2 separate regions of the Homo sapiens genome follow, and region 1 is linked to region 2. A link is a contact called in ENCODE Hi-C or POLR2A ChIA-PET data. All regions are on one chromosome and are shown on one strand. Each heading gives the region's core, a stretch centred on a gene start or an enhancer-like site at or near the end of the contact. The rest is flanking DNA. Distances are from core to core; before and after follow the strand shown.

Region 1 (3,566 bases), core at 312-2,811, 160 kb after region 2:
ATATTTCTTCACATAGCCCATGATCTCTAAGTGCCAATACTCTGTGCTAAGTAAGATATCTTAAAATTTTGTTTTAATAGAGCTAGGGTCTCACTATGTTGCCCTGGTTGGTCTTGAACTCCTGGGCTCAAGTGATCCTCCTACCTCAGCCTTCCAAGTCATGGAACTACTGTTCTTGGCTTTAAATTTTTTCTTTATAATTATTTTCAATTTTTATAGATTTAAGAAGCCATTTGAGGAATAATTTTTTTTTTTTTTTTTGAGACAGAGTCTTGCTCTGTCACCCAGGCTGGAGTATAATCGTGTGATCTTGGCTCACTGCAACCTCTGCCTTCTGGGTTCAAGTGATTCTCCTGCCTCAGCCTCCTAAGTATTACAGGTGCACACCACCACGCCCAGCTAATTTTTGTATTTTTTTTAGTAGAGACGGGGTTTCACCATGTTGGCCAGGCTGGTCTCAAACTCCTTACCTCAGGTAATCCACCCACCCTGGCCTCCCAAAGTGCTGGGATTACAGGCATGAGCCACCAAGCCTGCTCAGAATAATTTTTTTTTTTTTTTTGGGATGGAGTTTCGATCTTGTTGCCCGGGCTGGAGTGCAATGGTGCAATCTTGGCTCAACACAACCTCCGCCTCCCAGGTTCAAGCGATTCTCCTGCCTCAGCCTCCCCTGTAGCTGGGATAACAGGCATGTGCCACCATGCCCGGCATGTATTTTTGTATTTTCAGTAGAGACAGGGTTTCTCCATGTTAGTCAGGATGGTCTTGAACTCCCGACCTCAGGTGAACCACCCCACCTTGGCCTCCCAAAGTGCTGGGATTACAGGCGTGAGCCACCGCGTCCAGCCAGAATAATTTTTATAAGCATTAATTAACCCAGAGAAAATTACAAAACCCTAAATGTTGTAATAGTTGTTTTCAGTATGGCATCACCACTCTCTAAATACTTCAATTAATCCCAGATCATGATAAAAGCTTTTAATTACTCTATACTATTCTTTAACTACCTCCTTTTGCACACATCAAAGAATGGGGATTTATATTTCAAATATTTAATACCCATTAGGCATTCTATATGTTCCCTAAGAATTATTTAGAATGATTACATTTTCATTTTTCAGGCTACTTCAGTTGAAAGACAGATTGAAGTAAAATTGGCAAGTGAAAGTCAATATTTAACTGGTACTTCACTTGGACATTTTATTCTAGTTTCAAGCTTTGAGGTAAATAATTGAGTGAGGGAGGGGAACAGGAATCAGCTCTGTTTTGTTCAACAGTTTCCTCAGGATTTTATACAAAGAGAGACATCATGTGGTTATGTTTGCTGAACATATAAACCTAGGAAGAAGAGAGAGTAAAATTCGATGACAATTTGGACTGTAAAAGATGTTACTATTTTAGAATTGGGTCTGAAACTCACAAAGTTATAATTTAATAGGACTAAATATGAAGCTTGCACTTAGAGTTTAAAAATCAACAATCCAAGTAGAGGATAGGTAAGACATTATGCAATAGGTTGGTGTGGAGCGTGGAGCTGACTGCAGACTGGAGATGTGCCCGGAGGTTAGCTCAGTTGCCAACAAAGCTGACACAATAACAGGCTGCATTAACAGAGAGCTGTGTTCCAGAAACAAACGCTGCCCCGATTGGGCCACATGGTAGCATTATTTTTGGTTATGCATGCCACATTTTAAGCCAGATGTTAATAAATTGAAGAGCATCAAGAGGCAGAGTGGTGCAGAGCCTGGGAATGTTGTTACATGAACGCCTGAAAGAAGTGGGGAAGCCTAATTTGCAAAAGAGCCTAAAGTGACCCTTTCCTGGGATCTCATGGGCTATTTCAATGAGACGGGGATTCTTTACCAGAATTCAGAATTCAGACTACTGTGTGACTGTTACAGGAAGGCAGATTTTAGTTCAATGTATGGAAGAATAATTAGACCTGTCCAAAAATAGAATGTGCTTTTGTTACTGGAAATATTTTGTCAGTTGGATGAACACGTGCTGTGAAGGGGAGCCCACATAGAGTGCAAGGTCATACCTGCTGACCTCTGAAGGCTGCACCTATCCAAAGCTCCCTTAGAACATCCTGGAAACCATGTATCTCTGCCAATACTGTGTACAGTATAACTGAATTTAGGGCTGTATTTATGTGATTTTCAAACAACCAACCAGCCATACAAAGTAGATTAACAACGTGTCCACTAATACATCAGGGCATATGTTTATTTCAGCACCGGGATTTTGCCCATGGTCTCTGCTGCAGAAGCAACCAGAAATCACAAGGAGTAGTTTTTGTTTTTTGTTTTTGTTTTTGTTTTTTTGTGACAAAGTCTCCTCTGTCATCCAGGCTGGAGCACAATGGCGCAATCAAAACTCACTGCAGCTTCGACCTCCCAACCTCCTGGACTCAAGTGATCCGCCCACCTCAGCCTCCCAAGTAGCTGGGACTATAGGCGTACACCACTGTGTCGGGCTAATTTTTGTAATTTTGCATTTTTTTTTATTAACAGAGATAAGGTTTTGCCATATTGTCCAGGCTAGTCTCAAACCCCTGGGCCCAAGGGATCTGCCCACCATGGCCTCCCTAAGTGCTAGGATTACAGGCATGAGTCACTAAGCCAAGCCAGTAGAACTCTTAACTAACCCTTATGAGAGCCTCTCAATAGCAACGGAAACATGGGGACATTTGAAGATAAGATTACCTTTCCATGCAAAAGAGCAGCAGCTTGGTGTCCTTTGTTGATTCTAGGAATATATAAATTGCAATTTCAGAGTCCATAATTAGATGCTTTGAAGAATGAGAATGCCAACATTGCTAGTCTTGGTACATTAATTAATAAATGTTAGAAGTTACTTGGCACTTCTTCCCCTTCAGAAACAACAGCAAGAGCATAGGGCAGGGGTCCTCAAACATGATGCATCAGAATCACTTGGAGGGATTGTTAAGACAGATTGCTAAGCCTCATTTTCATGGTTTCTGTTTTAGGAGATATAAGGTGGGCCCTGAGATTTTGCATTTTTAATAAGTTCCCCAATGATGCTTATGCTGTCGGTCAGGGGATCACATTTGCAGAACCATTGGTATAATGAATGAATGAACACTGTATGAGAAGCCATGCTATAATCATGCAAAGTATTTATTTGAGTGGTGTTTGGGAGCCTGTTTGTACCTTCTTGAGAGAACCAATTATTAGCATCTCTTTCCAACTTTGCATTCAGTGACATCACACAATAGTTTGACATTGACCATGTTGGAAATGTTTATACCACAGAAACTGGTAAATGCTAAAACCATAGCTTTTTCTCTTGAGAGCCCAATAAACCACTGCTATAGACTCAAAGCAGAATGAAAATATTGGATGATCGAATGTCTAATACAATGTTTCTCAAATTCACTTCATTCATGGTTTTACTTAATGCTGCTTGAGTCCTGGCTACATAACCACAGCAATATTTTTTCAATTATAATGTGTTAAAAGGGCTTAACAGGAATGGAATTCATGAAATGAAGTGTATTCTTGGATTTAAAAGACAATGCAATATTGTTTTATTTACTAATTATT
Region 2 (3,500 bases), core at 121-2,620:
ACATTGTTTAAAATTACAAGAGGTTTCCCACAAGTTTCAGGTCACATTGGAGTTACTGAAACTGACTTTGAAGACCTAATTTAATTTAGCACCGTTCTTGGATATTTTTTCATCTGTGGATGGTATTAGAAAACAAATTAAAATTTTGTATATATTTTCTTCCAAAATATATCCACACAACTGAAGTATTATTTGAAAAAAACCTGTTATATTGAAGTAATTCAATATAACACATCAGTAGCATATTGTCAGGTTAAACCTTTTTAACATTTTTTTGCAGTATTTCCCAAAATATGCCCCACAGTACCTTGTCCTATACAACATTGTATAGCATATATTTCTGCCAGGTTCACAAACTACATTAAAGTTCATGCAGGAGAGGGACTAATAACTTTACCCACGAATTTCCCAAACAAGGCTAATGCTGTCTTTGAGGTGGGGGCGGAGGGTGCCTGTTACCTCCAGAGCACGTATCTGCTAACACTGTGTCAAGCACACCATGTTCAAACCACCTCGTTCCAAGGCTCCCCACACTGGAATGAAACCCAAACACCAACAACCTCTTGTACCCTTTCCACATGATGACCAGCAGTCTTTGGGTACAGCCTAACACAAAGTCCCTCCAAACACTCTTCCATCCTCCTCTGCTCCAAGACCCCATTTAACACTGGCAGTGAACACTTCCTTTCTGAGCCTCTAAAGTTCTTACCACCTTGACCATTCACATTAGGGCCTTCACATGTGCTCTATGTGGGCACTTTAATAGGTTTGTATTTTATGTCCTCGATCAGAGAAGCACCTTGAACAAAGACACTCGTCTTCTCTTACATCTCTTTCTCAGCTCTGCATCTAGCAACGAACGGTGGATGTGCTGGGTGCAAAGAAAGAAAAGGGCAACATTCCTGCAGGGGTGGTGGTATGCATGATCTTAAGCACTCCCTGAGAACAGGGAGAGAAAGAAATGCAGGAAATGTGTTTTCAATCTGTGTGTTACGGCTTCAGAAAACTCACACCTATACAGGCTGAAATAATTCTGTAAATAACCACAAGGTGGCAGACTGGACCAACCGTCCTTCCTAGAACCCAAAAGCAGTCGCCGGTCTCGCAAGTGAGTCAACACAGAGATGGGGGTTTAAAGCATTCCTGAAGATCATCTTAAAGAATATGATGATTCCTTTCTCTTTATGTCCCTGACGAAAAGGGGCAGGAAGTCGGGAACAAGTCCATCAGCACTCCTATTAAAACTGTTTAACTTCTATCATCCTTAGCAGGGAAATGTTTATTTTAAAACAGCCTCCCCAGATCTTTGTAAAGCACCAGAGCAAATAAAACAAAAATGTCATATCACCAGCCTGCTGAGGTGCTTTGTGCATCCGAGTGACTCATACCCCAGAGTTACATCATCACATACTTTTGAACAATGTAAGAAAAAAAATCCATAGCAGAGTGTATGGTTTTCAAAAAAAAAATTATTATTTTAGAGTTACAATAATTACTTTAACCCTAAATCATATGAAGGCAAAATACTGTTTCTGAACTTACTAATTTACACCCAAAAGAAAAACAATCTCCTAGGATTGTGATTTCATTCAAATTCACATCAAAGCCCAGGAAAACCTGATAATGACATTACTGGTCATTGCTGATAAGGCCCTCGTATATTTCTTCAGCCTCGGATTCCTAAACATTATAAGACACATGTATGGCTTAAACTTTATTAAGACATATGTATGGCTGAGTGCAGCCATATATGTAATCCCCACAAATGGCTTGAGTCCAAGTTTGAAACCAACATGGGAAACACAGTGAGACCCATCTCTATAGAGAAAAAAGAAAACAAAATTAGCCAGGTGTGGTGACGAGCACCTGTGGTCCCAGTTACTGGAGAAGCTGAGGTAGGAGAATCACTTGAGCCCGGGAAGTTAAGGCTACAGTGTGCTGTCACTGTGCCAATGCACTCCATTCTGGGCAACAGAGCAAGACCCTATCTCAAAAAAAAAAAAAAGAAAGAAAGAAAAGACATGTATGAAGAATGCTAGAAGTAAATTATAAAGACTCAAGTCATTCCCTGTTTGTCTAAAACTTCTTCAGGTTTCTTTTCCAGAGGAAAAAAATAAACAAATCAATCAAAAAACTTCCTCAAGTGTTTTCCACTGAAAAAGGCATGCTTTTTTAGACTGAGTTTTTGAACAATTCCTAAACTTGAGACAAAGGTGATTAGTAATTACCTCATTAATTAGCCATAAAAATTACAAAACAGACTTGTAAATTACAACAAAACACTCTTTTATCCCATTCGTCTTCTAATTCAAGTTGGTGTCAGGGAGCCCCAGAGCAGTCAAGTGTCAAGGGACAAGAGCTGAAGAAGGTACCAAGTACTTCATAAATTTTAAGGGACAGATGAAGTATCATCTATAATCTGCATTCTCAAAGAGTTTATCTCTCATTGAAGAAAACACAAGGGTTAAATGATATAGTCACAACAGAAGTCACAGGCAGTTTTTATGATTACCAACTGGGTGTTATGTTTAGCAACCTAAAATGCATACTATGCACCATGTTAATTGTCACGTCCCTGGGAAAAATGATCCCGTAAGCAAGTTTCACTTGTTAAGTTACGATTTTTCATTAGAAGAAGCAACAATTTAGTTTTCACCAAAAACTCATTTTGTTAACAAATAAGAAAAGAGAAAGTGTCCAAAATCAGTTCGCAATTCCTGTTTTCAAGAGTCAGTATAAATATTTCCCCTTCAGAACAATGTATTACACCACCAAGCCTACAGCTTCCCAGAATTGCCATCTCTTAGGCAGCAAAAATACATTTAACAAAAGATATCTTCATTTTAAAAGTATCTTATTTTAATAGACTCTCAGACTGCAATATTTGTAGTCAAATTTTAATTTACATGTGTAGATTAACATACTATATTTGCACTGGTTTTTTCCATCAAAAGTTAGCAGGCTGTGAATGATTACATTTAACATTTAAGTAAAACAACCAAAAACAGAAATCAGCTGCGTATACACACAGAGAACAGAGGCACAGACATACACTCTCTCTCTAATAAAATGATTCCTGAACTATCTTCAATTTCAATTAAAAAATAACATCAACCAAACACCTTCCCCACAAATTCTCCTCTATCAGTAGAGTTAAAACCTTCAGCTTGGTGTTCAATTCATTTCCCAAATACAGTCTGGCTCCAGTTAAACCTCCTAGAAACCTTGTTGAGCTGGGGGTGGACAGACAGGGGCTGCTATACATCATTCCACTGAACTCCTATCTCCGCAACAAAGGGCCATAGAGTCTGCACAAATCACCCTCAGGAAACCTCAAGTTTCTAATACCAACCTAATTCCAGAGGCACTATCAACAGCACTCATTTTGAACATTCACTGTACAAATCTCAATAGTCCTACCACGGTAGAGTTTAGATAGTCTTAATAAAAGCAAAGCGGAATAGGTCACTGAGGACACCAGTTCTTTATTGCCTCTTAGC

What was found. Hi-C counts contacts between places; a loop is a spot of excess contacts on that map. ChIA-PET counts read pairs that join two places held with the same protein, here RNA polymerase II (POLR2A). Pooled maps may share reads with other maps.
Region 1: a map of heart right ventricle shows a loop between it and region 2 (2.6-fold over the local background). The contact joins two enhancer-like sites. A Hi-C loop is called at or near these places in 16 of 168 maps with a recorded cell type or tissue (A673, Caco-2, GM12878 and 12 more), 37 of 37 single-sample maps with no recorded cell type and 18 of 50 pooled maps. POLR2A ChIA-PET finds 5 or more read pairs at or near these places in 2 of 52 experiments (K562 and activated T-cell).

Annotation. Positions count from the first base shown.
Region 1 is chr4:159,008,751-159,012,316 of GRCh38, reverse strand. All of the region lies in intron 1 of SPMIP2 (sperm microtubule inner protein 2), which reads left to right. Among named protein-coding and RNA genes, the nearest start is that of SPMIP2, 25 kb to the left of the region's middle. Within about 2 kb of position 1,561, at least 8 of the 41 ENCODE cell types and tissues checked have a DNase peak (open chromatin) inside an H3K27ac peak, as active enhancers do; they include heart right ventricle, where a contact is called at or near this core.
Region 2 is chr4:159,173,266-159,176,765 of GRCh38, reverse strand. All of the region lies in intron 1 of RAPGEF2 (Rap guanine nucleotide exchange factor 2), which reads right to left. Among named protein-coding and RNA genes, the nearest start is that of MIR3688-1, 46 kb to the right of the region's middle. RefSeq lists an enhancer at 648-1,380. Within about 2 kb of position 1,370, at least 14 of the 41 ENCODE cell types and tissues checked have a DNase peak (open chromatin) inside an H3K27ac peak, as active enhancers do; they include heart right ventricle, where a contact is called at or near this core.